Regions from separate parts of the Mus musculus genome. Here regions 2, 3, 4, 5, 6 and 7 are each linked to region 1. Evidence: chromatin loops called from intact Hi-C (ENCODE). Cell type or tissue: left cerebral cortex. All regions are shown on one strand. Links, peaks and the distances in the headings refer to the core of each region. The heading gives the core; the rest is flanking DNA.

What was found. A loop is a pair of places that touch in the nucleus more often than their neighbours do. Peaks named below come from ENCODE experiments on the same cell type or tissue, not always from the same donor. Only the 100,000 strongest peaks of a DNase experiment are listed, where the experiment ranks them.
Region 2: a loop joins it to region 1, with 2.9 times the contacts of the local background. A loop is called at or near these places in 14 of 42 quality-filtered maps.
Region 3: a loop joins it to region 1, with 2.0 times the contacts of the local background. A loop is called at or near these places in 8 of 42 quality-filtered maps.
Region 4: a loop joins it to region 1, with 4 times the contacts of the local background. A loop is called at or near these places in 15 of 42 quality-filtered maps.
Region 5: it touches region 1 in a loop (4-fold over the local background); 16 of 42 quality-filtered maps call a loop at or near these places.
Region 6: it touches region 1 in a loop (9-fold over the local background); 28 of 42 quality-filtered maps call a loop at or near these places.
Region 7: it touches region 1 in a loop (2.3-fold over the local background); 9 of 42 quality-filtered maps call a loop at or near these places.

The regions. Positions count from the first base shown.
Region 1 is chr3:115,711,022-115,715,405 of GRCm38, reverse strand. S1pr1 (sphingosine-1-phosphate receptor 1) reads left to right here and starts at 351. Exons shown (of 2, transcript NM_007901.5): 1 at 351-697; 2 at 2,292-4,384. The coding sequence starts at 2,463. The coding sequence ends at 3,611. In left cerebral cortex, for the core only: CTCF peaks have their summits at 417 and 2,420; DNase peaks (open chromatin) are centred at 1,264, 1,872, 2,387, 2,948 and 1 more place; H3K4me3 peaks cover 4,000 bases; H3K27ac peaks cover 3,456 bases.
Region 2 is chr3:115,766,658-115,771,041 of GRCm38, reverse strand. No RefSeq gene overlaps it. Among named protein-coding and RNA genes, the nearest start is that of S1pr1, 54 kb to the right of the region's middle. In left cerebral cortex, for the core only: no CTCF peak of the experiment used is centred there; a DNase peak (open chromatin) is centred at 2,159; H3K27ac peaks cover 2,022 bases.
Region 3 is chr3:115,931,812-115,936,195 of GRCm38, reverse strand. It overlaps a transcript of Dph5 not described here. Among named protein-coding and RNA genes, the nearest start is that of Dph5, 46 kb to the right of the region's middle. In left cerebral cortex, for the core only: no CTCF peak of the experiment used is centred there; DNase peaks (open chromatin) are centred at 1,658 and 2,199.
Region 4 is chr3:115,972,710-115,977,093 of GRCm38, reverse strand. All of the region lies in intron 8 of Slc30a7 (solute carrier family 30 (zinc transporter), member 7), which reads left to right. Among named protein-coding and RNA genes, the nearest start is that of Mir669n, 5.0 kb to the left of the region's middle. In left cerebral cortex, for the core only: no CTCF peak of the experiment used is centred there; DNase peaks (open chromatin) are centred at 843, 1,006 and 1,878.
Region 5 is chr3:115,659,355-115,663,738 of GRCm38, reverse strand. No RefSeq gene overlaps it. Among named protein-coding and RNA genes, the nearest start is that of Gm40124, 20 kb to the right of the region's middle. In left cerebral cortex, for the core only: a CTCF peak has its summit at 2,526 (motif pointing left); a DNase peak (open chromatin) is centred at 2,513.
Region 6 is chr3:115,885,842-115,890,225 of GRCm38, reverse strand. Dph5 (diphthamide biosynthesis 5) reads right to left here and starts at 2,043. Exons shown (of 8, transcript NM_027193.2): 1 at 1,949-2,043; 2 at 1,629-1,786. The coding sequence starts at 1,763. A930005H10Rik (RIKEN cDNA A930005H10 gene) reads left to right here and starts at 2,096. Exons shown (of 2, transcript NR_015487.1): 1 at 2,096-2,462. In left cerebral cortex, for the core only: no CTCF peak of the experiment used is centred there; a DNase peak (open chromatin) is centred at 2,104; H3K4me3 peaks cover 2,154 bases; H3K27ac peaks cover 1,422 bases.
Region 7 is chr3:115,775,693-115,780,076 of GRCm38, reverse strand. No RefSeq gene overlaps it. Among named protein-coding and RNA genes, the nearest start is that of S1pr1, 63 kb to the right of the region's middle. In left cerebral cortex, for the core only: no CTCF peak of the experiment used is centred there; no DNase peak of the experiment used is centred there; H3K27ac peaks cover 324 bases.

The sequences.
Region 1 (4,384 bases), core at 256-4,255:
CGGCGTGGCTGCGGCTCTCCGGGCAGTGGCTCGGGTTTCCCCTGACCGCGTGGAAGTGGCCCCCAGGGCACCGGACCACTCGGGCTACACGGATCCTCAGGGCTGTGGGGTCTGGGACCAGAAAGCTCCTCTACCAAGTGCAGGCTTGTCCTCTGTCCTCTAAGATTTTTAACGAAGAAAAGTTTTCCCAGGGATCCCCATGCCTAGTTTCAGAGTCCGTCCCGCGCTGGGGACTGCGGGAAGCTGTGTGAATTAGAATTTAGGAGCTGCCAGGCTCCGCCCCTTCTCTTCCCTTCTCTCTGCTGGTTGGGGCGGAGGGGCTCCTATTCATTTGGTTTTATTTTAGTCACTCTGCCCCAGATCTTTCTGGGAGGCTGCTTCTTAGCAGCCCAGACCCTGAGGGGCCCCCTGCCGCTGGCAGAGGGCGGAGGAGTTAAAAGCATTAACCCCTCCCAGTCCCTTCCTAGAGGAGCCACCCAGCCTCGGCGGGGCGCTCAGAGACTTCGTCTTGCAAAAGTGGTGCGGGCAGCGCAGGCAGGGCTGGCCATTGGAGTGCACCGCTGAGGAGGGAGGGGACCCCAGCTCAGGGAACTTTGCGAGTGAGCTGGTCGCCGTCAGTCGCCGACAGCAGCAAGATGCGGATCGCGCGGTGTAGACCCAGAGTCCTGCGGACGCAGCTTCGTCCGGCTTGAGCGAGGTAGGGGGTTGTGAGCCTCGCAGGCTCCGGCTATGGGGCGTCCAGGTGTCAAGAACGAACCTTTAAACACAAACGAAACAAACAAAAACTTTGAGAAAAAACAAAGCAAAACGAACCCGGGCATCACCAAGATGCTATGGAGTCCTTCTTGACTGACTTCTTCTTGGGGCACGGAGTTTATGAAGTTAGAAAAAAAAAAAGATTAATTTCCAAATTATAGAAACGACTGGGGGAGGGCATGCTAGAGAAGCTGTGATTCATTAGAACGGAGAAAAGGGAAGACGCTTATTATTATTATTTTTTTTTTTTTGAAATCCTGTAGACAAAATTATCAGGCACCACGCCAATAATTTCCATTGCCTGAGAATGGACTGTAGCGATAAGAGTGGAGAAATGTTGAGTTTCGTAAGCTTTTGTCACAGAAATGACTACAATGTCTCTAGGGTCCCCTCCCCCCTCATTTGTTATAGAGTTGATCAATTACTGTGCAGACTTTAGAGTACTTATTTAGTGCTGTGTGTCCAACTTAAGTAGTGCTGTGTGCCCTTTAGGGATTGCTAGTTCTGTTGAGAGGAGGCAATGTTGGGGGTGTGGGGAGCGGAGGAAGTTAAAAGTGCCCATGCAAACTTAGCAGTATGTGTTTCTGGAAATTAATGTACCTGAAGTTAAAACAAAGTGGCGTGCTTCGTTATCGCTAGCAGGGTGACTTTCGTGTGTGTGTGTGTGCAAGTAAGCGTTGGCTAAAGTTAAAACTTTCTTAAGCAATCAGTTCATGGAGAAACGTCTAGGATTTGCTGCAATCTCTTAGGAGGGGTTCTCCGTGAATACCTTTAAACGTAATAAATGAACTTGTGGGGCGGTTGGGTGAGGCGGAGGAGTAAAGACAGAAGTTTTAAAAAGAAGAATAGGCAGTTGCTTCACGGAGGCGCCAAGCTTTCCTGTTTACTTCAAGGCCTGGCGGCCCACACCACACCTCGCTTTACCCTCTGACCATCGGACCCTCAGCACACCTGCTCCTAGGGAGTTATTAATAGAGCCCAGAAAACGGCTTACTTGTCAAATGACCTCCTACAAAGCTACTTTTTTTTTGGCATGGTAATGAGAAGGTGGGCTGGTCTCTTCGAGGTGTGTGTGTGTGTGTGTGTGTGTGTGTGTGTTGGGGTATGCATGTCTGCCCTGCACCCAGAATGGGCAGTTGGTGCCTTCTGTGAGCAAGCAGTCGATTTTCGCTTGAAGGAATCTCAGGGCTGGACACTGAACGTGGCAATGCCAGTGGAAATGGCGTGGGCTCGAAAACTAGAATGGGTGGCTCTCATTTCCATCTTGGTGGATTTAGTGACCCAAGGGAAGGTTTTGTCTCCTCAGAGTCTGGGTAAATTGTTTTTTCTACCTCTCTTTCTAACTTCATTTCTCTTTTGTTTGTTTATTTTTGTTTTGTTAATAGAAATGACCATTTGAGTTAAAAAAAATCCTCCCTGTGTCCTGTATCCTTAAAACAAATCATCAACAAAGTTGGAGCAATGCCTTGGCTAGAATGAATTATGCTAGTGTGCTGGGCATTTTCCCTGATTCTTTTCTTTGTAACTTGTTTAAGGCTGCTGTTTCTCGGAGGCCTCTCCAGCCAAGGAAAAGCTCCATAAAAGAAAAAAGCATTGGATTGCTCGCTGACCTGGCTTTGCTGTAACTGAAGGCTCACTCAACCTCGCCCTCTAGCGTTTGCCTGGAGAAATACCACCCCAGGCTCCTGGGGACACAATTAGCAGCTATGGTGTCCACTAGCATCCCGGAGGTTAAAGCTCTCCGCAGCTCAGTCTCTGACTATGGGAACTATGATATCATAGTCCGGCATTACAACTACACAGGCAAGTTGAACATCGGGGCGGAGAAGGACCATGGCATTAAACTGACTTCAGTGGTGTTCATTCTCATCTGCTGCTTCATCATCCTAGAGAATATATTTGTCTTGCTAACTATTTGGAAAACCAAGAAGTTCCACCGGCCCATGTACTATTTCATAGGCAACCTAGCCCTCTCGGACCTATTAGCAGGCGTGGCTTACACAGCTAACCTGCTGTTGTCTGGGGCCACCACTTACAAGCTCACACCTGCCCAGTGGTTTCTGCGGGAAGGGAGTATGTTTGTGGCTCTCTCTGCATCAGTCTTCAGCCTCCTTGCCATCGCCATTGAGCGCTACATCACCATGCTGAAGATGAAACTACACAACGGGAGCAACAGCTCGCGCTCCTTTCTGCTGATCAGCGCCTGCTGGGTCATCTCCCTCATCCTGGGGGGCCTGCCCATCATGGGCTGGAACTGCATCAGCTCGCTGTCTAGCTGCTCCACCGTGCTCCCGCTCTACCACAAGCACTATATTCTCTTCTGCACCACCGTCTTCACTCTGCTCCTGCTTTCCATCGTCATCCTCTACTGCAGGATCTACTCCTTGGTCAGGACTCGAAGCCGCCGCCTGACCTTCCGCAAGAACATCTCCAAGGCCAGTCGCAGTTCTGAGAAGTCTCTGGCCTTGCTGAAGACGGTGATCATTGTCCTGAGTGTCTTCATTGCCTGCTGGGCCCCTCTCTTCATCCTACTACTGTTAGATGTGGGCTGCAAGGCGAAGACCTGTGACATCCTGTACAAAGCAGAGTACTTCCTGGTTCTGGCTGTGCTGAACTCAGGTACCAACCCCATCATCTACACTCTGACCAACAAGGAGATGCGCCGGGCCTTCATCCGGATCGTATCTTGTTGCAAATGCCCCAACGGAGACTCTGCTGGCAAATTCAAGAGGCCCATCATCCCAGGCATGGAATTTAGCCGCAGCAAATCAGACAACTCCTCTCACCCCCAGAAGGACGATGGGGACAACCCAGAGACCATTATGTCGTCTGGAAACGTCAATTCTTCTTCCTAAAGCCTGAAGAAGCTGTTGATACTGAGGGAAGCATTCTGACTTGATCACCCACTACCCCAGCATTTCAAAAATGTCTCTCGCTCTCCACTGCTGCAAGGAAGGAGCAACTGGGAGCCTGAGAGAGGGAGGGAAGGGAGAATGTGCGGCCTGGTGATACCATGATGTAGGTAGGTAGTAATTGTGAACAATGCACTGGGAAGGGTGGAGATCAGGTCTGGCCTGCAGTGGGTTTCCTGCCCCCCCCTCCCCCGTACCCTGGAGCTTTGATTTTGCACTGAGCCAAAGGTCTAGCATTGTCAAGCTCCCAGAGGGCTCATCTGGTCCCTCCTCAAAGACTAAGGTCCCAAGAGAAAGTGTTGTGATCTCTCACTGTAATGTCAAAGTGAGTATGTGCCCTTTAGCTTGGTTGGGTGGTGTACATGTCCCCACCCTCCGGTTTCTTCTCACCCTGTCTCCCCTTACCACCCCTTCTTTATATCGTAACTGCCTGACTTTTGTTCATCAGAAGGAGGTTGTGGAGGGGTCTATTTCTTGATTATAGTGAGCAAGCTATTTGCTGGGAAGGCTATTTGCTGAGGCCAAAGTTTCCATGTAAACTGGGTCAAGTTGTTGGGAATTTGGTAGGCCATCTTTAAGATGAAAATGTGTTCCTTTTTTGTCACATGTTCCTTATTCCCATTACAACCACAATGGTTGTGAATGAAGAGTAACAAAGAATAACGAAGTCTACTTTATTTGAATTATACTGGGCAGAATCTTAGATGATACGGGAA
Region 2 (4,384 bases), core at 304-4,303, 56 kb before region 1:
CATTTTGTAGGGGGCTAGAGAGATGAAGCTGTAGTTAAGTATCTCTATCGTCCTTGCAGAGGACTAGAGTTTAATTCTCTGTACTTGCTTGTGATTCCATGCCTCTGGACTCTGCGGCCATGGGCACGTGCCCCCATTCAGTACACACACGTATAGATATGCACTCACTGATAAGTGCATATTAGCCCAGAAACTTAGAATACCCAAGATACAATTTGCAAAACACAAGAAAATCAAGAAGAAGGCAGACTTCATTCCTCCTTAGAATAGGGAACAAAATACCCATGGAAGGAGTTACAGAGACAAAGTTTGGAGCTAAGACAAAAGGATGGACCATTCAGAGACTACCCCACCTGGGGATCCATCCCATAATCAGCCACCAAACCCAGACACTATTGCATATGCCAGCAAGATTTTGCTGAAGGGACCCTGATATAGCTGTCTCATATGAGGCTATTCCAGTGCCTGATAAATACAGAAGTGGATGCTCACAGTCATCTATAAGATGGAACACAGGGCCCCCAATGGAGAAGCTAGAGAAAGCACCCAAGGAGCTGAAAGGGTCTGCAACCCTATAGGTGGAACAACAATATGAACTAACCAGTACCCCCAGAGCTCATGTCTCTAGCTGCATATGTAGCAGAAGATGGCCTAGTCGGCCATCATTGGAAAGAGAGGCCCCTAGGTCTTGCAAACTTTATATGCCCCAGTACAGGGGAACACCAGGGCCTAGAAGTGGGAGTGGGTGGGTAGGGGTGCAGGGCAGGAGGAGGGTATAGGGAACTTTTGGGATAGCATTTGAAATGTAAATAAAGAAATTATCTAATAAAATTTTAAAAATCAAATAAATCTTTAAAGATTCATTTTGTAGATATACATTGATTGAAATAGCTGGCAGTGACTGATTAAAAAACAACAACAACAACAACAACAGCTTGCTGAACTTTGTGTGTATATATGTCTGTTTTGGTAAAGTTACATGTATGAGCCAGAATGGGCATGTCTTCAGACAGAGGTATTCAGATGGCTTTAATAAATTGTCAAAACAATGCTTCTTTCTGGAGAGAATTAGAAATTGCTTTTCTATTTGCTCTGTATTTTCCAATTTTGTTTGGAATTTCAAACTAAAGTTTTAATATTTGTAGAATTTTTCAAGTGACTAAGACTTTATTACTTCTAACAAAGGGGCGGGCTTGGAGACCAGCTTTTTTCGTGGGAGAAAAGACACCCCCCGCCCCCCGCCTTCTCAGTCCTACATCTTCCGAGCCACTCCCTCTCACATCCATCCTTGCCCTTTGTCGATTTCTGTGTTTTCAACTTCTCACCCCAGATGCTAACCCTCCTAACTTTGTCCCTACACTCTCTGGAATAGTCCCTGGATTCTTAAGCAACTCTGCGACAGTACCGTGGACAAAAGCTAAACGACCCCTCATCTAGCCCACTTCAGAATGTTCTTTTCATATGTATTCTTGAACAGAGCGGCAGAGTAATACAGAGAAGCCATTGCGATGACTGGATGAACATTTCTACCCAGGCCCAGGGTAGCTTGCCAGCGTCATGTACTAAAAGTCCCACTGAGGCATCAGAGAAGACAAGAGATGGATGGATTCCAGGCTCAAGAGCTTTGTCTCCTGAACATTGCAAGGAGCTGTTTGTGAGTGGGCGTAGGATTTACTGTAAGTCACATCAGACAGCGATCGCTCTTCTTGTCTGTTTAGACTGTTCGGAGCTCGGGAAGGATGGAAGACAAGAGAAGTAACTGAGGTGGCACTGTGGACACGGTATTTTTCCCTATTGCAGTTTTGTTCTTCAAACAAACCAATCCCCATAAACAATCAAGCCAGGTTAGTCAGACACAAGCATACACTTAAGTGTAGACAAAAATATTAGTCAGTGGCCAAGGACTTGGAGGCTGGGGAAAGATGGACGTCAGGCCGTATCTGCTTCCTGCAGCACATTCCCTGGGCCACCACTGCCCAGCCACCATCTCAGGCTTGCTTGTCGTCATTGAAATCTTTGTCGTTTGGGGCTGACTCATCCAAACCTTTCAAGGGCCAGAGCGTTTCTTAGTATGCCCTGACCTCGTGCCAAACTATTGTTTCCCACTACTATTGTGTACAAGACAACGTGTACTAGAAATGCGAAACAGGAAGCGCCATCTGATCTGATTATGGGAGAAGAAATTTTCCAGCGTCCGCATGCTGATGTAATTATTTCAATACGACCCCCACCCCTGCTCACCAACAATGGTCTTTGCCACCACAGGCATATCATCTAGCTTTTTATTCTTTTTTTTTTTTTTTTTTTTAAGAGGAGTAGAACACTGTGGACTGACAACGTGGCGTTTTACATTCTATTTTAAGTAGGTTTTAGGGAGTCCTTTTCATTGGCTTGGTTTGGACATATGGAACATCTGGATTTGTGTGTGTTAAGTTTTATTTCCTTTGGAGCATCCTTAATTTATTTTACATAGGATTGTTTGTTCTCCAACCTCAGTGACCACAATCACTTGTCCTGTTTTGTTCTATTTGAAGACTACACTCCACTTCCTTAGCAAATGATGCCTGGGTTGCTGGCTCTTGGTTCTGTGTTTCTGTGATACTTCCAGTGGCCTTTCTAAGCACAGGTAGTCAGTCTCTTTCTAGTTTTATCCCATTTGCCTTCTTATCAATTCACTTAGGAGTGGAAACGCTGTACTCACAGAGGAGAAGGGCTAAACCAAAGCTTAGCTGGGTCTAAGAATGAGATGATCAACTCTTTTTTTCCCTTATTCATTTCTCCTAAGAAGTCAGCCTTAAGCTCACTATGGATCAGAGGATGAGCTTGAATTCAGGATTTTCCTGCCTCTATCTTCCAAGTACCAGTGTTACAGGTCTGTACCACTCCAACCCCCATCTTTGTATTGCATATCGCATGTGTCTGTTAGGCTCCTGATCATCCCATTTTCCAGTTGCGTGTTTCCTCCAGATTTACAGATTCTGAGAATTCCTTTTTTTTTTTTTTTTTTTTTTTTTTAGTAAAATGTTATCACAATATTATTCCTAATGTCTTTGTGAATTTCTTAATAGAAGTTCTGGCACTCTCTGTACAAAGTGGGTTTTGTTTTCTTTTAACTATTGTGAATAGAATTTATTTTTAAATAAAAATGAACAATAGTCAAAACAAAACGTTTGCCTTTGAGCTGCATTTCATACTTATGAGGAGAAAGGTCATCACTAATGAACTCGATTCTCACCTTTTAATGTTTCTAATCTTTTATAAAGATTTTAACTAGAAAGGTTTTATGCCAATTGTAAATGTGTACATAGGTTCATTATGTTGTATAGACTTTGGGTCTGGATAATTTTGATGTGCGGTCAATTCATTTCTTTGCAAGGCATTTACAAAAATAAAATTCATTTTAGCTAAATTTCAAATTATTTTCACTAAACTTTAAAACTTTAAAAACTAAACAGTTTGTTGATATTTTTTTAATTGTGGTTATTTATGGAGAGAGGCTGTGAGGAGGCTTAGAACAACTTGAGAGAACCAATTCTCTCTGTCCTCTATGTGGAACCTGGGATTGAACTCAGACCTTCAGTCTTGGCAGCAGACATTTTTTATGCACTGTGCCATTTCCAAAGCCCAATTAAGTAATTTTTAAATGTGAGCTTTGTGATCCTTTTTAACTTTCTGATTTTACTTGGAGCCATTTATCCTAGAAACATGACCAATTTCAAAACCCAGTAATCACTATTTTATTGAAATTATCATTCTGAAAGAGAGGATTCAGGAAAGATAATTTCTGAAAACCTGGAATTATCTGTCTGGGTCTAAGCAACAAGTTATAACACCAAATCTCAAGTAGTTGTCAAACATATTTTGTGCATATTCAGCCCATGACTCAATTGAAGATAAAACCTATAGGAGTCTTCTGAGCCAGACTCCCACTATTGCCGCAGAAATTCCAACCTAAGAACAAAGAGACAATATTTAGGAGTTTTCTTGTCCCACTTCCTAGATGCCAAGAAGATAAGGTAGCCCAAGGGAGGCTCTTCTTAGGCCCACAGCCCTCCCACTCCCCAAAGCCAGAGACTAGCTTCTGTTCTTATGGAACCCATGAACCTCTAGAATCTGTAGGAAGGAATGTGCTTTCTCTCTCTGTGGTACTACACAGCCGTAGGGCCAGCAGTAGACTTAAGTAGCAACATTTAAGAATTGGTTTCTAGCCAAGTTTATGCTGTTCCATGACCAAAAACAATCAGCGAAGAAGAAAGAAAGAGAGAGAGAGAGAGAGAGAGAGAGAGAGAGAGAGAGAGAGAAAGAAAGAAAGAAAGAAAGAAAGAAAGAAAGAAAGAAAGAAAGAAAGAAAGAAAGAAAGAAAGAAGATTCAATTAATAATAAC
Region 3 (4,384 bases), core at 385-4,384, 220 kb before region 1:
ATGGTATTTCCTGAATTTGGCAAGGCATATTATCTTTTAAAGTGTAACATTATATAAATAGAATCATATTTCTATATAAGCATAAATACAGTTTCATGGCAATTATAATTACAACTTTGCCATTTTTTTTAATTAGGTATTTTCCTCGTTTACATTTCCAATGCTATCCCAAAAGTCCCCCATACCCACCCCCCCAACCCCCTACCCACCCACTCCCCCTTTTTGGCCCTGGCGTTCCCCTGTACTGGGGCATATAAAGTTTGCAAGTCCAATGGGCCTCTTTTTCCAGTGATGGCTGACTAGGCCATCTTTTGATACATACGCAGCTAGAGACAAGAGCTCCGGGGTACTGGTTAGTTCATATTGTTGTTCCACATATAGGGTTGCAGTTCCCTTTAGCTCCTTGGGTACTTTCTCTAGCTCCTCCATTGGGGTCCGTGTGACCCATCCAATAGCTGACTGTGAGCATCCACTTCTGTGTTTGCTAGGCCCCGGCATAGTCTCACAAGAGACAGCTATATCTAGGTCCTTACAGCAAAATCTTGCTAGTGTATGCAATGGTGTCAGCGTTTGGAAGCTGATTATGGGATGGATCCCTGGATATGGCAATCACTAGATGGTCCATCCTTTCGTCACAGCTCCAAATTTTGTCTCTGTAACTCCTTCCATGGGTGTTTTGTTCCCATTTCTAGGAAGGGGCAAAGTGTCCACACTTTGGTCTTGCCATTTTTTTTTTAACTTTTAGAAATGTGATCATCTAAATTTTTAAGTAAATTAGGGACAATCTGATAGCCTTACGTCCTCACCCTAGGCAGTGAGCTAGCTCACCATGTTCGACTTTACAGGAATTCTCTATGTCATGTTACTTCCCCTGACGAGTAATTAGTATAAAGGTCGCACTGGCTTAGGAAGACTCCAGAAGGCTAAGTTAACACATCTGTTAGCTTGAGACTTGTCGGACACAGCACTGTGGTGGCTGATAGCCAGCAGCTACGGAAACCAACAGAAGTGTCAACTCCTGGAAAGAGCAGATTTTAGTTTTTATTGGAAAAGCTATGGCTTCAAAAAGACAACTAATCTCTCTCCTGCATAGGTGAGGGTGCAGTCCCACTCAGGAGATGATGAACTGAAGAGTAGTAAGACTGCCAGGCTCCTGGCTGGGGATGGGGAAAGGGAGCCCAGGGTACCGTGGGGTAGGGCGAGACTGAGGGGCACAGAGCCCAGAAGAACCATGTGAGTAATTTATGAACTCCAAGGATCACCTTCAACTCATTAATGCTTTGATGTTGATCCTACTTAGCAAACTAAAAAAGCCCTATCCAACTCCCCAAGTTCCAGACTAAGTAGAACAAACTACACGGGGCCAGACCTGCGGTCTTTGACCAGTGTACAGAAGGGACAGACAAGCACTCACACCCTGCCCTTCACCACGTTGCTTGCTTCTGAGAACAGAACGGCTGACTTCACCACAGAGTTTTAGAGGACTTAGGACCTAATATATGATATCCAGAACGTCCAGTTTAAATCCCAGGGGAGTTGAACAAGTGCTGTAACCACGTGAGCTTTGGAGTAAGCTAATAAAGATCTTGATGTAGCCACTATGAAAACACACAACTGCACAGTAACAAATAACCCTGCAACAAAGACTAATGAAAGAAATTGGAGACTAGGGCTGAGCTTGCTCTGTGGCTAACAGCTACTGTTCTTCAAGAGAACCCAGGACTGGTTCCTATAGGATGGCTTCAGAGTGGTTTGTAACTCCAGTTCTAGCAGATCTGACATCCTTTTCTGTCCCTGTGGTCTCCTACAGATAACTCACATAATAGCACATGTATGCACATCAAAATTTTATTTTTTAAAAAAGATGAAAATTCAGGACAATAAGAAAAAATTTAAAAGCATATCAAATGAACTCAATAGCAGTATAGAAGAAGCAAGAGTCAATAACCGTGAAGACAGATCAGGAAAAGTTACCCATTCAGAACACAAAAACCATTTCAAGAAAGAAACTACAGAAACAGAACACAGCTCAGCGACTGTGGGATAAGCAATGTCCGACACTCCTATTCTCAGATTCATCAGAGATCAAGAAAGAGGATAAAGCATTCAGTGCAAAAGAGATATTTGAAGAATGGCTGTATTCTTCCCACATGGGATAAACTCCAGACTATCCACACCATATGGAAGACTTGCAGTCAAACTCCCACGGGCCTCACTGCAGTGCCAGTAAAGTTCTGCTATCATGTACGGGAAAAGTGGAGGAGCTAGAAAGCAAACAGCTTCAAAAAGAAGCGAAGGAAGCACACTACCTCTTTTTAACATTTGCCCCAAAACTAAAAAGGTCAAAAGGGTGGGGCGCTGTGCCACCTGTCTCCAAAAGGCAATGAGCATACAGGAACTGAGTTGAAGTTGCATTTTACTACAATCTGTGATCTGAGAGGGTGGCAAATGACATCCTTTATAAACAACCTTACATCTAGTCTTCCGCTAGCAGTGTTTGGGGAGAGCGAGACAGAGGCAGTCAATCTCTCCAGAGCTGACCTGTAAGAGACGAACAATGAGAACTCACGTGTGATACTGTGAGAACGCAGAAAGAAAAGGCCAGTTTGGAGGTCATTTGGGCAGTGTTGAGTCACTCTCGTCATTGCTCAAGTAGGCAATGTAAAGAAGGGGGTGGTTCTATTTGGCTTACACGGTGTGGTGGCGCTGTGGCAGAACCAGCTCCTTGTCCTTGGCGGCATGGGGTGGGTTGCTCACCTATTGGTGGATGGGAAAAAGAGAGGAAGATGCTGGTGTTGGAGTATTCGCTTTCTCCTTTCCCCATCGTTGTTTGGTCTTGACCTCAGGTTTACGGTACTGTCCCTATTGAGGATAGGGTTCCCTCCTTCAGTGGATCTTTTGTAAATACCCTCAATACACTCAACATGGATTTAACATTTGACCACACATCCAATGCTCTAGGAATTCCTTTATGCAACCAGACTGATCTTCACAATGAAAGATATATTAATTTTTCAGCACTGCATAAATGCATACAATGTATTTGAGCAACTTTGGCTCCCGCTCTGCACCTTCAGCTCCGGTGGACATTCACCACAACCCTTCCCAGCTTGCCTTCTGTTTGCCTCTTATAACCAGAGTCTGATTTGTATGTCGTTCCTACTGGAGCATGGGCAACCCACCAGGAACTACACTCCTAGACAAACTCAGTCTCCCTCCTCTGGTCGGCCATGGCTATCCGATCACTCTTAAGCTGGGGTGAGGCTCATCTGCTCCTCTCTGGTCCATGCTGGAAGGTTGACCACAGCCACCACAAACTCAGAGGTTCAGTGCTTATGTCTAAAAGACAGTTTCACTCTGATCCTTTCCTATCTCTGGCTCTTTGAATAATGTTTTTGTTCCCTCTTTCTCTACGTTCCCTGAGCCTTGGCAGGGTGGTTGTATAATACAGATGTCCCATGTATGGCTGAGAGCTCCACACATACGTGTCTTCGCACTTTGGCCAGTGGCGAATCTCTGTATTAACCATGCACTACACAAGGACTTTTGTCTGAGGAGACCTGAGAGTTACACTTGCCTGTGGGTATAGAAATAGCTACTTAGAATGTACTTTGATATTGTACCTATTTAGCAAATAGTGGCAGATTCACTCCTGGGATGTATGAGCTCTCCAGATCGGTTTCTCCTGTGGAGCAGGCCTTAAATCCAGTCAGAAAGTGATTGGTTAGCCCTATAATATTCATGTCACTATTGCACCAACAAACATATCTCGCTAGGCCAGTAAACAGGTAGTTTCCTTCAGAAGTAAATGTATTACTATCATCTGAACCAGAAATCCCATTCTTGGGTATCTCTTCTAGAACAACCACACAAAAGCTTCGATGTGAATGCTTTAGCAATTATCATGACTACTGCAGTCTCTCCATGCGGAGACCTCTACTAACCAGTAAAAAAGGGACACACTCTTGATACCTGGGACAGTCTGCATGAATATCCAGAACACCGAGCTTATGGAAGCCAGTCTCATATTTTTGACCTTCTCAAAAAGGCAAAGCTCTTGAAGAAGAATAGATCACTGGTTTCCAACAGTTAGGGCAACGGGCAAAGGGACAGAGAGAAGGAATTCTTGGTGACAGCAGTGTTACTATCAAGGCGATTCACTGAATCTTTCTGTTGATACATTGACACCTAGCTATGGGCAACAGCATGGTAAAATCCGTGCCTAACACACACAAGGCCAAAGCTGTGTGATCTAACTTCCTTTACCCCGGCACTGCAAGAGCCAAAGCAAATCGAGACCAAACTTCAAGACAGCCAAAGCCAATAAAGAGCTCAACTGCTAAAGAAACACCAAATGTGCACTCCTTTCTCCGGTCTCTGTCTC
Region 4 (4,384 bases), core at 234-4,233, 260 kb before region 1:
TGGAGCACCTTCTACCAAAGCCCCCTTCCAAAGCATTTAGCCCTCTGTCCCGAGTCTGCTTATGTTTCTCTAGAGCTCTGTGGGGCAAATTGGTGTCCTGCTATGATAAAGTGACCATAGGGTCCTCCCAGCAAAGGAACTGGCACACTTCAGATTGGAGGTGGAAAAACTTAGGCTTTTTCACCCTAAAGAGTTATAGATTTTCTATTTCCAACTTGAATTGTTTTCCTTGTTATCTTCTTACTCATTTCTTATACAAACAAAAAATAAATAATAGATAAATTCATGCGCACACAATGAATTTATCTTGCCACAATGTCTAATACATTTTTTAAAAATTATATACCATCTTCCACAAGTAGCTTCTTTTGGCTCTAAGATCCCTACTATTTTGATTTTATCTTACCATAGGAGAGAGATAATCAAATCAATAAATGAATGTTGCCTCTGATATGATTATTTATATTATGCAGAGCTAAGGTAAGACTTGATGCTGGTCACTGAGCTGTCAGCTGAGACTGAATGATAAGGGAAGTCTGCAGACCTAACTATTAGTCACTGAGAGCTTTCCAGCCTAGGGACCAGTTGGTTTAAAAAAAAAAAAAAACCGAAACAACCCAGCTGTCCTAAAGGGGGCCAGCGTGGCTGAGGCACAGGGAGGAAGAGAAGAGTGGTTTGGGTGAAATTGAAGAAATATACCAGGGAAAATTACAGGACTTGGATGTTGGATTTAATTTCATGTGCAGTGGGAAACCATCGTAGAGTGACCCTTGGTCTATATATTTTGTTTGCGGTGCTGGGGACCATGCCAAAGCCTGGGCGTGCTTGGCAGGCACTGCCACTCGTCTATATCCTCCTACCCTGATTCGTATTTTTAAACTTTATTTTATTTTATGTAAGTGAGTGTTTTACCAGCATGTATATTTGTGTACCATGTTTTACCTGTATGTATGCCTGAGTACCACATCATGTTTTACCTGCATGTATGCCTAGTGCCTTGTTGAGGTCTAAAGAGTTTGTTGGACCTCCTGGAACTGGAATTTTAAGATAGCGTGAGCCACCAGATGGATGCTGGGAACTGAGCAATAAGTGCTCTTGGCCACAAAGCCATCTTTCCAACCTCCTGATTTGATTTTGTTGTTGTTTTTTGTTATTGTTGTTGTTGGTTGTTTTTTTGTTGTTGTTGGTTTTTTTTTTTTTTTTCCCGAGACAGGGTTTCTCTGTGTGGCCCTGGATATCTTGGAACTCACTCTGTAGACCACGCTGGCCTTGAACTCAGAAATCCACCTGCCTCTGTCTCCCAAGTGCTGGGATTAAAGGCATGTGCCACCACTGCCCAGCCTGATTTGATTTTTTAAAAATAGTTTTTAACTGGGCATGGTGGTACCTGTAATCCCAGCACGTAAGAGGCAGAAGCAAGCAGATTTCTGTGAGTTTGAGGTCAACTTGGTTTACATAGCAAGTACTAAGCTACACAGAGCTACATAGTAAGACCCTGATTCTAATAAATAAATTGAGTAAAATAAAAGAAAGGAAGAAAGATAAAAAGAAAGAAGCTATCTTAACGCAGAGGTACAAGTTTAAACAAGTAAAGCATCTAGAAGATTCCATAATGGACCAAGGGAGAGGCCATAGTAGCTAGGTCCAATCCAGCAATGGAGAGACTTGAATAAAGCCAGAAAATGGGGTAGACCTGATGAGATTTGCTCATGGCTGTGAATGTGTGGGTCAGGGCCGAGTGACAGGGAGCCATGGCAATGCCTAAAGCTCTCACCCAGGACGGATGGTGTTCTCACTGAGAGAGGACTGGTACTTCCCTCCCGTTTGAAGGCACTGTAGATGAGCAGATGTGTTCTGCGCACTGCTGGCCTCAGATGCTATGTTATGTACTCATGTGGAGGTTCCCAGTAGGCGGTGGGTGTGTAGATACGGCATTACTGTCATCACTCAGCTAACACAGAGCTGGATAAAGTCACAGTCTAGCGGTCAGCTGACGCAGTGCCACCTCGCCACTCCTTCCTTCTCCTTGGAAGTATCCCATAGTCTGTGGCTCTGTCCTGCAGAAACTGGCTTAGCCGCAGCTCCCTTTTTAATATGGTACATTGAGCAGCCTCAGTCAGTTATCATAAGTGCAACTCCTTTTTATTCTTATGACCTACTGTTCAATTCCCAAAACCCTTTAGTTTCCGTATACTTGACATATTGAGAAATGGAGGCAATCTGATTATAATACAATTAGTTATTGAAATGTATGATGCAGCTATTAAAATCTTACCTCTTTGAGACAGTGAATAACTACAGTGTATCTGAAGGTCATTCATTCAGCAAACCCTGTGGTACCTACTGGGCTGGGTTGATCACATAGCCAATCCCTTACCCCCACTGGGGAGTCAGTAAAGCATATAGGTATCAGAGGAGATAATAGGACACGCACAGCACGGTGCAGCAAGACAGGAGAGCCATGAACACACTTGAGGCCCTCCAAAGAAAGCTCTCCAACAGGAAGGAATGAACAACCCAGCAAATGCTCTTCGATGATTGGTCACTTACAGCAGACACTGGGGAGGGTGGTGAGAAGGAAAACCTGGTCAAAGAGCATCGAGAGACAGTCGGGGGAGGGGGCAGAGCCGCAGTCAACCCCCTTCAGAGCCTTTCACTGTAAAGTGGAAAGCATGATTGCCGGGCAGCACCCAGGACCCACTTTGAGGTTTGTGGTCATGAGTTTAGTATAAAAACAACTAATATGGGTGTGTGTTTCCTCGTGTCTTGCTTAGCTGCTTGGTAAATGTTATACAGTGGTAAAAAGAATTGGGTTTACTAGATGTGCAGTCTTGCCAGATGAGTGCTACTGTGACAGGGAGCAAGGCAGGGATTATAAGAGAGGGAAATTAACTGATGAGCCCCCTGCTTAGGAGTTGTTAGCCAGCACAAATTATACTCTGCACACACATGCGCGTGCGCACACACACACACACACACACACACACACACACACACTCAGGTGCTTACATGCAGGTATGCAGGTAGGGCACTCATACACATAAAATAAAAATAGATGTGATATGCTTAAAATTGACATCTAAGGTCTGAGTTATAATCAGTGAGGTGGAAGAAAAGAGCATTGTATAGTGACTAAAGGATGGGTGCTCTACATGGATACCTAAACCAGGAGTAAAGAGAGAAAGCGATAGAGGTGGCAGATCAAAAAAGGCCAAGTGCTCAGCTCTTCATTGACCAAGAATGTGCCTCTGATACTCAAACGGTTGGGAGGTGTGTGTGCATTGGAGTGAACAGTGAGGTAAAAGTAGAAAGAAAAGTGAGGAGCCAGCCCCCTGCCCCCATCTCCCATAAGTCTACCTGAGAAATCTTAAACCTTATCTCAAGTACCAACTCAGTATTGCCTTTCCTGTAAAACCTGTGCTTTTATAAGGAACGCCATGCTCATCAGTAGGGGCATAGATGGGGTTCCACTCCACTCACAAGACTGACCTTCTGGTATATTATTGAGCCTGTAGACTCTGGGCATGGTGACAGGCGCCATGGTCCTAGCACCTGGGAGGCTGAGGGAGCAGACTTCCACTCTGAGACCAGCCTGGGTTATACAGCAAGAAAAACTAAAAAGCATTTTTCTTTCCAATCTCTCCATGTTTTCTGTGCCGTATTGTCCAGGTAAAGTGTGTTGTGGAAACCTGCTCTGTCCTTTCTCATCTAGACAGACTCAGTTTTCCCTTTGACAGTGGAGGTCACTTCCCACAGTTGGTTTTCTCCCAACATTTTCTGGCCCCAAGCAATGGGGAGTGAGAATTTCTGGGCAACACTGGTTTGTACTGTGGTGACTTTTGTTTCTCAGTGAGGAGCCGGAGTGGAAGCTGCAGAGAGAGAATATTAGTTCCCGGAAATGGATCTCGGGTGCAGTTTACAGTGGGTCGCCCCCTTCTCCTCCCACGAGAAAGCTGGCATTGGAAGGAAGTAGAAAGCGGAGGAAATTGGATGTGTCACTGCAAGCTCTAAATGATCCCATTGACTTAGTGCGATTGTGTTCACCACTTGAATAAAAGGGAGCCAGCGCCACGCTCGGTGGGAGGACCCGGGAGGACACAGCAGTGCGCGTTGTCTCAGGCAGCTTCTGAAGCCTCCTAGACTTCTTTATTACTATTATCTGTTTGTGAAGTCTTCCAGTCCTCATCCTTCTTGTATTTTGTACTTATGAAAAACAAAAACAGTCATGTAGATGTACATAAAAGAATGTCCTCCTGTTTTGTATAAGAAGTTTTAAATAATACATTTATTTTTTATCATACTGAGGGAAATACTCATTTTCAAGGCAGATTTAGAGGGTTGAGCAATGACAAGCACCGGGTGTGATTAGAGGTAAGAGCTAGAA
Region 5 (4,384 bases), core at 150-4,149, 52 kb after region 1:
CTTATCATGATAAGGACAGATGGGGGGTGGCACAGAATTCTATTATGTTACTCAGACTGGTGTATAATTTGAAACATTCATTTTCTATTTCTAGATTTTTCTATTTATTGCTGACTATGAGTAACCCCCTTGATAAATGATATTGCTGGAAAAGGAGGGATGCTGTAGCTAAGAGCTTATTATTGTGGGAGCAGGAAGGTTCCTCAATAATCATCAAGGGTACAATGGATACCCCCAATAACAAAAGGTAGGGTAACAGGAGAAACATAACAATTTAATCCACATTTTACATGACATGGGGGCCTTCAGAGACAAAGACCTATGGGAAAGAATGTTTGTGCTCAGATTTGGTGAAGAATAAAGAGCTATGTACAAATTTGACTTAATAAAAATAAACTGTAACTTAATGGCAAAAGGCTAAGGAGTGAAGCTCAATAGGTCAGGTTCCCTTCTTTCTACTATGGGGCAAGGCTCTCTGGAATGGCATATTTCAAGAAAGATGGGTTTCTGGATTTTACACTGTTTCTATCTCTCTATCTCTTTGTCTCTTTGTCTCCATGTCTCTGTTTCCCTCTGTCTCTCTCTGTCTCTCTCTGTCTCTGTCTCTGTCTCTCTCTGTCACTCCATCTCTCTCTGTCTCTCTGTGTATTTCTGCCTGTCTGTCTTTCTGTCTCTGTCTGTATCTCTATATCTCTGTCTCATCCTCCCAAGCATGGCTGCCAATTGAACTATGTAGTTGTGTTTGATGTTGAACCCCTTCCTAATCATGCTGGCTCTACGTCACTAGTACTCAAGTGATAGGCTTCATGAATGCTGGGCAAACACTCTGCCATGTGAACTAGAGCCCCAGCCCCTTATTTCTGATCTCCATAAATTGCTTAGTACGAAGAAAGTCAGGCAGGACAAAGAGATAGGAGAAAGTCAGGGAAACCTTGTTTCTGGGGCCATTCAGCACGTCAAAGCACCATGCTTTGGGGATATCATGTTCTGAGTCCCAACACTGAATTTAGAACATTTTTTTCAAGGGAATAGATATCATGGTAGATTCTTTTACTATTAAAAAGGCAAATGCAAATCTCCCTGAGTTAGGTCACATTATTAATATTTGCTTATTTTTACAGTGAACTGATAAGTTCACTGTAAGCAAGCACTGCAAAATCCCTGAACTAGACCACTCGCTGGATAGAAAAACAGTTTGTTGGGAACAAACTACCTAGCTGAGCTGAGAGTAGGGAGCGGTAGCTTGGAGGGGAAATGACCAAATTTTATATGGGAGTCAGAAGGGTGGGGGTCTCTGAGCTGATGCAGGGATCAAAGCTGTTAGTGATGATTGGGTGTTTGGGTCCGCTGGCAGTTTGCCCATGGCAGTTGCTGGCTGAGAATAAAGAGAGAAAGTGGTGACGGTCCTGGTGCTCGGAAACCCACATTATGAGGTTTCCGAGGAATGCTGAGTTTAAGTTTCTGTTTACCCGATACAAATCTAGCTCGCACTGGGCTTGAGCCATTATTTTAGGACACTACCAGCACACTGTCATTTGGGGGCCTGTGGTGGACCTGCCACTGAGGACAACAAAGCTTGTTAAAGATGGGGGATTATGTCCCTAAGCTGTCTGACTTTGGGACTTAGACAAGGCCAAGTAATCAACCCTTTGGCATTTCTATGAGACAGTGATATTGCTAGCTTACATCTTCATACATTTATACTAATAAAATATGTTCCTTTAGTGATTGCCTATAAGATGTTTGTCCCTTCAAACCATCATTTGTTCACATTAAAATGACAATGGTGTAGTTTTTTGAGTTGGAAGAAGTAAAATCAAGAGGAAGACACTGTGTTAGGTACCTCTGTGTACGCTCAAACAAGCAGGGGATCACTTTGCTTTCCTCTATAGAACTTAAAAGGAGTCAATACGTAAGAATAGAATAGGAAGAGAAGAAGAAGCTATGCGGTAGAGGCTCTATGTACTGTGGGTGGTCACTGGACAGACCAGCATTGTTGCTTGGAGTAACTAAGGAAGAAGGTGACATTGCTCTTCTTCCTTCAAGAATGAAGAGTGGACAGAAAAAGGAAACAATGTGAGGAAATATTTGAATATTATACATAGAAGTATATGGACTCTGTGTGTACATTTAAAAGAAGGGTATATGGTTGGGCTTCCTAGTTTTCAGTGCCTTCATGAGGCATGCAAATATGTTAACAGTCTTTAAAATATGATTACTCATGTAATCCCAGTGGAGTGATGCAAGGAAGGAAGGTTAAGTTGAATTTGAGGTCAGCCTGAGCTATCTGATAATTTCCTTGACAGCCTGGGCTACACTACGAACCCTATCCGCAATCAAAGCATAGCATAGCGCCCCCTTCCTCAGTTCACTACTATCACAGTGAGGCTATAGCCAATCAAGAGGGTGAATTAATTGGACCCTGTGCTATGGCTGTGAGCCAGGCTGGACAGCTACATGGTAGTTCACTCTATCAGTTTGGGCTCTAGGAGCATTGGGCTTGTTTTTAGGTCGCTATTGCCACCTAGTGGCCCTCAGGCCTGTGCCAGCACCAAGAAGGAATTGCAGAGTTACTTCTACTTCTTTCACTGTCTCCTGAAAACAACTCAGGCTGAAAACAACTTAGATGAATTGGCTACAGAAACCTTTGTATAGTGAGCTTGTTAGTAACTCTGTCTTTTACAAAGAGCGGGGATTGATAGTGCTTTATTACTACCACTGTCCTATGAATCTTAGGCTTTAATTAATTTAATTTAATTAATTAGTGGGTTTTCTGTGCCACTAATGGGAGTCTATAGTCACAGAGTCTCTTTGGGCACAGCTGCAGAAACTTAGCTAGGGTCTGACGTGCTGTGTGGGAGAGATGAAATGTTTGCGGGAATCAAGAAGTGGGGGAAGTCCACGGAAGATTCCATAGCTTTAATGACCTCATCTGTGGCTGTTAAATCTGCGGGTTTGTGCAGTGTGTGAAACATGCACTCAGGAGGCAGATGTGGAAGAACCACCTATAGAGAGCTAGGCTGGGCTAAGCAATGTAGGGAAAAGAAAAAGGCAAGCAGGGATGATTTTTTCAACTAAAATTTTTGTTGAGGGGGTTACCCTAAAGAATTTCATGGAATTGGAAATTGCAAATGATGCTTGCCTGGGTGTGAGATTTATGGGTTGGGGGTAAAGATAAGACTATCTGGAGGTTTTGTTTTTTTGTTTTTGTTTTTGTTTGTTCGTTTGTTTTGTATTGTACTGATCCCTGTACGAACAGAAAAGGTAGCAGCACTATGTGTCTTTATGCAACTTTATTCTCCTCCTCCTCCTCCTTTTCTTCTCCTCCTCTCTCTCCTCTTCCTTCAATAGTCTCTCTGTTGGTTCTTGTTTTTGAGCCAGAGTCTCGTCCCATAGTCCAGGCTGACCTGAAACTGTGACTTACGCTGGCTTCAAACTCATAGTGCTTTTCCTGTCTCTGCCTGCTGAGATTATGGGCATGAACTGCCTACCATACCTGGATCTAAACCCACATCTTGATATCACGGAAAAGAAGTGACACACAGATTTGGCAGCTATGCAGAAAACAAAGGCCCTTTGGGCTTCCTCTTAGCACGAGACCTCTGAGAGGCAAAGTGAAGGTGACCTGAGAAGAGGCTTGTTTGCTGCTCTAGTGGGGAAGGCTGGCTGAGCTCAGATTGATGGAAGACCATAATCATGATCTACAGCTAGCAAATGACACAAGGGGACAGCATGGAAGTGAGCATGCTCGATTCTGGATCCACAGCAACAAATGCAGCTGACGGACAGCAAGGAGGTGAGGACCAGTTATTTATTAAATTCTAAGATGGAAAGGCCCCACCTCCAATAGATTGTCCCTTACAGCATCTCTAACAAACAGGGTTTCTTTAGACCTGTCTGTCTGTAAATTTCTGCTCTAATTGTGCATACAAATCATGTAAGACCCTTAAAAAACAATCCCACTGTCAGGGCTCAGCTGCAGAGATTCTGACTTATGCTGTGGCTGGGACTCAATTTCTGGTACTTTTGGAAAGCTTTCTGGATGACTCCAGAGGGAGCCAGGTGACAAGGGAGCTGTGAACTCTGGGCTACTGTTTAGTGTCATTCTTTCCTCTTCCAAAGGGTGTCTGTTTTCAGAGTGCTGATATCACAGGCATTCACCTCTCTACTTGAAGAAGAACTGCTTCTCGACCTCCTTCTTTCTGGCTGTCTGACCTTTCTTCTCTTGTTCTGGGGCATCACTGTTGTGTGTCTGGGTTGGTGCTTGTTTTGATGTTTATCAGTCCTCTCTTAGAAACGTCAGTGCCTTCTGGTCACATAAAGTTTATGTCAGTGCCTTCTGGTCATATAAAGTTTATCAGTTCCTACGCTTTTCATCCCGTAA
Region 6 (4,384 bases), core at 113-4,112, 170 kb before region 1:
GGTAAGCCCAGACCCCTAATAATTACATTTATGCTTAGGGGAAAACCTTGAAAAATTAATATTTACTAACACTTATAATTTATAAAGCATTTTCACATACACCTTAATAAATACTATATAACTTTCAATTGGTTATTTTTTCTTTGACAAATGGAGAAACTAGCATTTAGAAATTTGGAAATATATCTGCTAGCAGCTAAAATGTCTGAAAACTTTTGTGATGGACACTGTTCTAAGAGCCTAGAAGGCAAACACATCCTGACCTCAATTTATAAGAAATTAAATGTAAAGGAATTGTCCAGGGACATGTCACAAGGCAAAACAAGTTATGTCCCAATTTTGCTCTAAGCTATTGTCTAATATTCTTTTGTTTTTTGCTTTTTTGGGGGTGGGGGGTTGAGACAGGATTTCTCTGTGTAGCCCTGTCTGTCCTGGAACTTACTCTGTAGACCAGGCTGGCCTTGAACTCAGAAACCTGCCTGCCTCTGCCTCCCAAGTGCTGGGATTAAAGGTGTGTGCCACGACTGCCTGTCTTCCCTTTTTGTTTGTTTTTGGTTTTTGTTTTTGTTTTAGAGACAGGGTTTCTCTGTGTAGCCCTGGCTGTGTTTAATATTCTATTCGATTAACCTGCCAGTTATCTATTTTCTCAAATGGTTTTAGGTCCATTATAGTTTCTGATCACTGATCCAAGACATATTTCTATCATCTTGAAGTAAGTATAAACACCGACAAGTGTGGCCAGCAAGTCAAACTGACCATTAAACACTACTTTTTTTTTTTTTTTTCTAATTCATGACCAACTTAAGAAGAAGCCTATTTAGGATTCAAGATTTTTAACATAACCCTGAAACCTTCAAAATTCTGAGTTGTGAATCTGAGAGATATGACCGGAAGTTCTCTGGCCCACACTTTTATATGGAAGACTTGACAATTTAAAAAAACAAAACAAAACAAAAAAACCTTCCTCTCCTCCTCTAACAACACATCAGCATCTTATCTCAATATAGGGTTCACTTTAAGTTTGACAATCAAGCAGAAACTGACCCTTCTTGTTGTAACTATTATTTACATATTTACCCTGTTTAAGGTATATAATGCACTAATACATCCTCTGGTTACTTAGTCACTCTATATGTACATGTGGGAATGACAGCCTTCCTGGGAGAGTACATGTAAGGTCTCTTTGGCTATGTTGCAGACAAAAAAAAATGAGATCGCTGTTCCCTATGGAACTACTTCAAAGACGGAAGCTTTCAGATCGCTTGCTGAATGTATAAGCAACTCATTAAGCCTGTGTCAGCACCTCATTAGCACTCAACTCGGAAAGGATGTCTGGCTAGCTCATGAAATAACGGATTTGATAACTATCCCCAAGAGTGTAAAATAACTTTTTTTTTTTTATTTACTGGAGAAAGGCACAAAATTAGACTTGTAAAGTAGGACAAACTACCGTTTCATTTCCCAAGTCACTGAGTATGAAGTAGATCTTAATGGACAGGGTGTGTGTTTTACAGGGGCTTAAAAAAAAAAAAAAAAAGCAGACGCTTAGAGTCTGTGCAGTCTAGGGTAGGAGAATCGGACGCTAGCTAGATGTCTTCCCCAGAGGCCTGGGGACTTTAATCACGTACCAGGGCTTCCTTCCCTACAGTCAGGACTGAGGTGTAGGCTTCCAGATACACGCGACTGCATCGTCTCACAACTTCCAGGCCCTTGACTGTGATGTCCTTGGCATCTCCCAGGCCCAAGCCGATCAAGTAAAGCATTCCGAACTCCAGGGATGGGGAGACTGCAGAGCGAAGTGAACAACAGAAAAACGTCAGCTAACACCGGGGACCTAAAGTCTAGGGATGAACATAAAAACCAAGGTGGCACCCTGCGTGCGTCCGACACTCCTGCATACTCTTAGAAAATAATGGAATGACTGTTTTTAAAAGTGTGATCCGATTACCCGCTTAGAGACTCGGAGGTGATTCGCTGACGTCCCTCAAAGTCTCACTGCAGCCTTTTAATAATTGCAGTCCCCAAACCATGTGCCCATCAGAGACAGAGCTTCCGGGTCTCACCTAACGGCGCCGTAAAGCGCAGAGCCCTTCACAGCACTTTACGACTGGCAGGAGGCGGAGATGACAGACCGCTCCAGGAACGAGCTATAGAGCGATCGCATACCCCCCGCAAGGCCCTCCAGGACTCGCTGACTCCCGGGCAGAGGTCAAGGGTCAGGAATGGGTCCAGCTGTGCGCCTGGAAAGGACCCAGCGTGCCCACGCTCCCGGCAAGCCAGGACTCAAACATCCCCAAAGGGCGTCCGGGCTGATGACGATAGCTCCCAATCGCCCTCCAGACGCACACTGGCAGGAACAACCGGAGGGACTTCCCTGACCGACCCCGCGTTTGCTCAGCTTTGAATTCCCGCTCTGTAGATCTGTCGCAATTTAACCAGAAGTCACCCTGGTGAGGGGACAGGTTGGCTTGCCCTGCTGAGTGTGGTTGTTAAGTTCCCAGGGGGGGGGGGGGGGCTGTGACTCCTTCTAGGGGTTTGTCCCTGGGATCTGATACCAGAATGCCTCAAGGGAATCTGCCTTAGTCACCCTCGGTGGAGAGTGACCTTTTAAGAGTGCTCAAGGGATGACTAAATACGAATGTGATGACATATACGGATGAAAAATGCCATAATGAAGCCCATTACTTAGTATGCTAACCAAAGGATAATTTTAAAAAAGAAAGTAGTTCTATGGCGGGAAGCGCATAACAAAAAGGAAAGTGCTTTAAACCTCTCAGCGGTTGTTGCAGAGATTCTTAAAGATTGGTTACACGCAGCTCCAGTAAGCGAAAAGTTTACACTGCAGATGCTCTTCCTAAATTCACTGGTAACTTTATCCAAGTTGGGAAGACAGTTCATTGCTTCTCTTGGCACAATGTAATGGCCTTTCAGATTTTTCTTAAGTCTAGCCTTTTCCTCCAAGGGTGCACGAAGACCTGATTCTCCCTGTTCCCACTAAATTGATTTATTCTTTGCACCATATTAAAATACATACACCTCAAAATAGATCATGGTGTAAATGGAAAGACCTAAAATTATAACAGAAGAAAAAAAAAAAAGAAAAGAAAAGAAAATCTGACCTATCCAGGGAGAGATTTCTCAGGTATGCTATAAAAGGCATGTTGCAAAGAGAGAGGAAAAAAAGTCATACTTTAATAATAAAAACTCCCTTCAAAAGACTGAAGTCGTACACTGAGAGAAAATGTTTGCAAACCAGAAATTTGACAAAAGACTTGTCAACAGAGCAAACAAACCAAAGGAAGGCTATCAAGATGCTGGTAAAGGAACTTGTCACGCAAGTCTGACAACCTGAGTTTAATCCTGGAACCCAGTTAAAGGTGGAAGAAAAACAACTCCACAGAGGTCTCCCCTGACCACCACAGGCTGGCACACCCACACACACCCCCACACCCCCCCACACACAAACAAATTAATAATAAACTGAAGATGAATTCAAATCTAATGGATTCTTAAATGGAACAAGAAAACAACTCAATGTGGAAAAATGTACAAAAGATTTTGAGTGATAACAAATAAGATAGGCTAATAACAGATAAGCATTTTAAAACTTGTCTAGCCGGGCAGTGGAGGTGCACACCTTTAATCCCAGCACTCGGGAGGCAGATGCAGGCAGGTTTCTGAGTTTGAGGCCAGCCTGGTCTACAGAGTGAGTCTTGAACCCCGCCCCCGCCCAAAAAAAAATCTAGAGAAATGGTTTTCAAAGTTCTTTTTAGATTATTTTATGTGTGTGAATGTTTTCCCTGTCTGTATGTCTGTGTACCATATGTGTTCCTGTGCCCATGGAGGTCAGAAGACGGTACCAAAATCTCTGGAACTGGAGTTACAGATGTTTATAAGCCACCATGTGAGTGCTGGGAATCAAACCTGATAATCCGGAAACCTATCCAGTTCTATACATCCAGAGCTGGATTCATCACCTTCTTTACCTGCGTGGTATCTGACTCTGTATCGGGTAGGTTTGACATTCCCCCAACCCAGATATTAGTCACCCCCACACGTACTGCCAGGTCTTCTCTGTCAGAAACCATACTGACTATCACTGTGTTGGTTCAGATCCTAGCTCTATTACTCTGTTAGCTTCCCATCTTGTTCCCTTCAAATGTGTCTTCACAGAAACCAGGGAGGACTAGTAAAGATACACCCTAAAAATAGTATCCCCCTTCTAAAAAAAAAAAAAAAACTTTGGCAAAAGAAACCCCATGCTCTTAAATTTCCCATCTATGGGATGTTGAGTACCTGCCTCCCTGGTCCCCTTACATACCATGAGCGTTCTTTCAGTGGTATTGACCCACCTGTAGTTCTGTGCCCAAAGCATGCAGCCACA
Region 7 (4,384 bases), core at 270-4,269, 65 kb before region 1:
ACTTTATACTTGCTTCCACACCCTTTCAGTAAGAGAACTCCACGTTCTCATAGTTTGTGCAAAGTTATTTTTAAAAACCCACCCCTCTAAGTGCTCATTAAGATCGAATCCCATTTCCAGCCTGATGGATTCTTTTCTACTTGCCCCAAAGATAAATGGAAACATCCTGTTTGGTGTGGTGGTATTCCTCTGTCTGATGTCAGGCTGTTTTTTAAGTTTTCGGTTTTGTTTTGTTTTGTTATTTAGGTCTATGTGATTCCATTAGGGCAACTGACTTCCTAATTAGTCTTTAATAACAATTCCTGGAACACTGTGATGTCAATGGCACATCAGCTAGGTGAGTTATATTTGGGGTCGAGGATTCAGGTCAAGGTCACTTCAGATTCTCACATTTATGTCCCATGTGCACAGGCACTGACAGGCTATACAATGGAGCTAGAGTAGGGGATTAGGACTGTAGAGATCTTGATCGAGGAACGAATATTCCAGGCTGTTTTACTTGCCTTATTGATCATTTGCCATGATTCTAATGTTCATAGCTTGTTTTCTGATGCTGTCTGTAAGTTTTAGAGATCATTTTACTGTTCTCTGCTCCTCCCGTTGCTCTGCCTCTCAGGGCCTTGGGAGTGCTGTATAAGCTCTCATCCACTGAACATAGCCATTTCCTGGCCCCCCAAATATCTGCATTTCTTACACAAATAATAAAGACAGTGAGGTGTTTCCGTAGCATAGTGATCAGCGATCTTTAAAGGTTTCATTTTCATTTTTAATTTTGTGTGTGCACTTGCACAGGGATGAGGGGCTGGAGGTCAGAAGAGGGAGCTAGACCTCCTGGAGTTGAAGTTACAGGCAGTGTGGAGTGCACTCGTGTGGGCGCTGGCAACACACTCTTAGCTACCGAGCCATCTCTCTTTAGCCTGTTCTTTAACAATTCCCACTCTTATGCAGTCCATAGAGATTTGAAAATGTTTGTAATACCCCTTACAAATTGTCAAATATTTTAATTGTAATTTTGGTGATAGATTTCCTTCATGTTGTAAGTATTTACTTAACAAAGTAGCTATATTGCTTTTCTATATTAACATATAGTCTAAATACCACAGCAATATGGTACTCCCATGACCCATTTCAGAGTTAGAAAATCAAGTTTAATTTAAAAGGCAAATGCTACGCTCTGTTTAATAGATATCTACATTTCGTCCGGGTTTTCATTTCTATTTCCCATGGAACTTTATTCTGCACTTATCTTTGAACCGTGTGTATGATAATCCCATCATGCTTCCCTCGTACAAAAACAGTTACGTAAATTAATACTTCAACCAATTTCCTGTAATCATGATACCCAAACTTCTTTTGGAATCAGTTACTACTGCCATTATTATTCATTTAAAGGTCACCCAACACACACACACACACACACACACACACACACACACACACACACACACGAGACAAAATCTATATGCTTAACAACTCTCAGGGTAATGGTGAAATAGATTTTTTTTTATAACAGCATATAAATGAAGAAACTGCATGGTGAATTGGACTTTTTGGTTTCCCCTGTTGTTTTGACATTTTTTGCATTTCTACTATCCATTCATGGATATTTATTGTTCACTGCAGGAAGGAGGCAGGTTCATCATCCATAAAGTCAATAACTTTTCCTTTGTCCATTTAATTTTGAAAGAGTCTTTCTATATAGTCCCAGTGGTCTCCAAGTTATAACCCTCCTGCTTCAGCCTCTCAAGTGCCAGGATCATAGTTGTTACATTTCTTCTAGATTCTGCTCCACAGTCACCTGGCAAGGTCTATCCCAACACACTCAGCCCTAGCTTTTCTTGTTATTGATGCAGATCCTGAAAGGTCTTATTCATGTGCATAAAGAGACGGTACTGAAAAGTGCAATGGTGTGTGTGTGCATGTGTGTATGCATGTGTGTGCATGTGTGTGCACATGTGCTTGCTTGTGTGTGTGTGCTTATGTGTGTGTTTATGTGCATATGTGTGAGTGTGTGTGTTGCTAAACTCAGGGGATTGCATATGCTAGGCAAATGACCTACTACAGTTTTCTAGTTTTTAAATAAAAATTTTCTTAAATTATTTAAATTGCTTCAAAATTTTAAATTGTATTGTGTCACATACACAGAGCCACTCAGTGATCTTTCATCAAAAGATACTTTGAACTGTGTCGGTGGCTGACTCGGTGAGGAGGGAGGGACACTTTTCTCTCCCTCCTCTCACAGTCCTTGTGCTGGGAACTCCTCAGTGAGAAGCTGAGGTCCCAGTGTTTCGCCAACTCCTGGCACATCCCAGCCCCTGCTCAGCTGAAGTACACTGTCCCCGAGGCTGCTCTGATACCCAGGCAGTAGGTAGACCACAGGCAGTATCTACAGAGTGATTATTCTGACTGGAGAGGTGCCTCTGCTCCAGGATGGAGCCATCACTCCCTCTAAGTAATGAGACGTGGGGATGGCAAGCCCTGGATGTTTTCTCTGGTGATGCTACGGTCCTCTCCAAACTTCTGTTAAATATGGATAATGGGTTGTGGAGATTGTTTTGTGGACAAAAGTGCTTGCATGCAAATGTGAGTATCAGAGTTTGAATCCCCAGAACCCATGTGAAAGCCAGGTGCTGCAGTATGGGTGTCTATAATCCAGGGTTTCTATGGTTGATGGAAGGCAAGGACAAACAAAACAAAACAACACAAAACAACAAACAAACAAACAAACAAACAAACCCAGGATGTCCATGAGCCAGCTGACCTGGCATCCACAGCAGGAAAACAACAAAGAGATTCTGTCTCAAATAAGAGGGAAGGCAAGACCAGCACGCAGGGTAGTCTTCTGATCCTCTCTCAGCATGTGTATGTCATGCATGCACATATACAAAGGTAAAAAAAATTAAAAACGTATTGAAAATGTCTATAGTACTAGCATATATCCCCCCACACACACACACACGTACTCATTGCTGACTGAAAGCACTATTGAGATACTATAGAACTTGAGTAATGTTCATATAAATATAACTTGTTCTCTGTTAAGGGAAGTTGACATGATCTTTCCCAAAATATGAACTTGTCATAGATGGATAGTCTGCACACACAAGGTATAAGAAAGCACGCAAAAGCACAGCCCACCCCGCTGGACCTCTGTGCTTGTTCTCTCGAAAGGATCTCATTGGCAAGAGTCCTCCCTGCTGCTTTGAGTCCTCCTTGTTCTGAGAAGCACTTGGACTCTGAGAGGCACTTCCCTTGGCAGTGCCACCTTTAGAAGCCCTCGGGGGACTTTTGTCCTTATCTACATATTTTGAAGAGTTTAAGTGGCAGACACTCCTACCTTCCCCTCGGTGGTGTTCCTGTTGTGAGATTGATCCTGGACAGAGCATTGTCGCAAAAGGGGAATTGGCTAAGTGTGGATGCAGTGGGAAACGCAAGAAAGAAATCAGAAAACCCAAGCTGTTAAATGAATAAGTCTAGATAGAATTAAAGATTTTAAATGAGGCGGTTTAAGGGAAGGGATCCTAAGAATTGGATAAGCAGTGTGCAGCTCTGTTTGGTGAATTGATGGTTTATTTTTAGTTAAAATAGCAGCCAGCAGTTCATCCACCGGAAGATTTTGACACGGAACACAATAGCTCTTGAAGACTTTACTGTATTTTCTTCTTATTACTTCAAATTTCATTTTGATTGACCCTTCAACATTTTTGTGTCTAATCAATGCTATACGACTAGTAAAATAATTTTATTTATAATGGTAAAGTAATTTATTTATAATGACTGAAAAATTCCTTACCGAGCATATAGTAAATCAATCTGTACCTTGAAGATAATCATGTTTATCTCTTCTGATGACATTTACTACCCAGTATCTTCATACCAAAGCTGAGGAAAGGTTACCGGATGGGTTGACATTTACTCTGTGTCCTCTGAGACTGTGAGGTATGAGGTACTTTGTGGCTCTGAAGGAGTCCTCAAAAGTGGGACTCATTCAGTGTAGACGAGTGATCCTATTAATCAGGCAAAGGGAGCAATCGTCTTTCTATGTTTACTAGTGAGACGTGGGTGGATCTCTCAACCTTGTCCTTGGGCTACAGCTCCAGAGAGGCAACATTTGGTCAGCCAGAAAGCAATCTGCCAGGTGCACAGAGAATGTCAGGGGAGGAGAGTGGCTGTGATTAACTATTGATACTTTTCATTAACTAATACAGTGGCAACCTTTTTTGATGCTCAATTAATATATATGTTGGTAAAGGCATTCAAATGCCCTTGGTTTATCCAGACAGCACAAAGGAGGTTGCTGGCTCTGAAATTTATCTCATATTTTCTCCATATAAAAGAAAACACATCTTGAAATCATCTTGTCGTCGTCGTCGTCGTCGTCCTC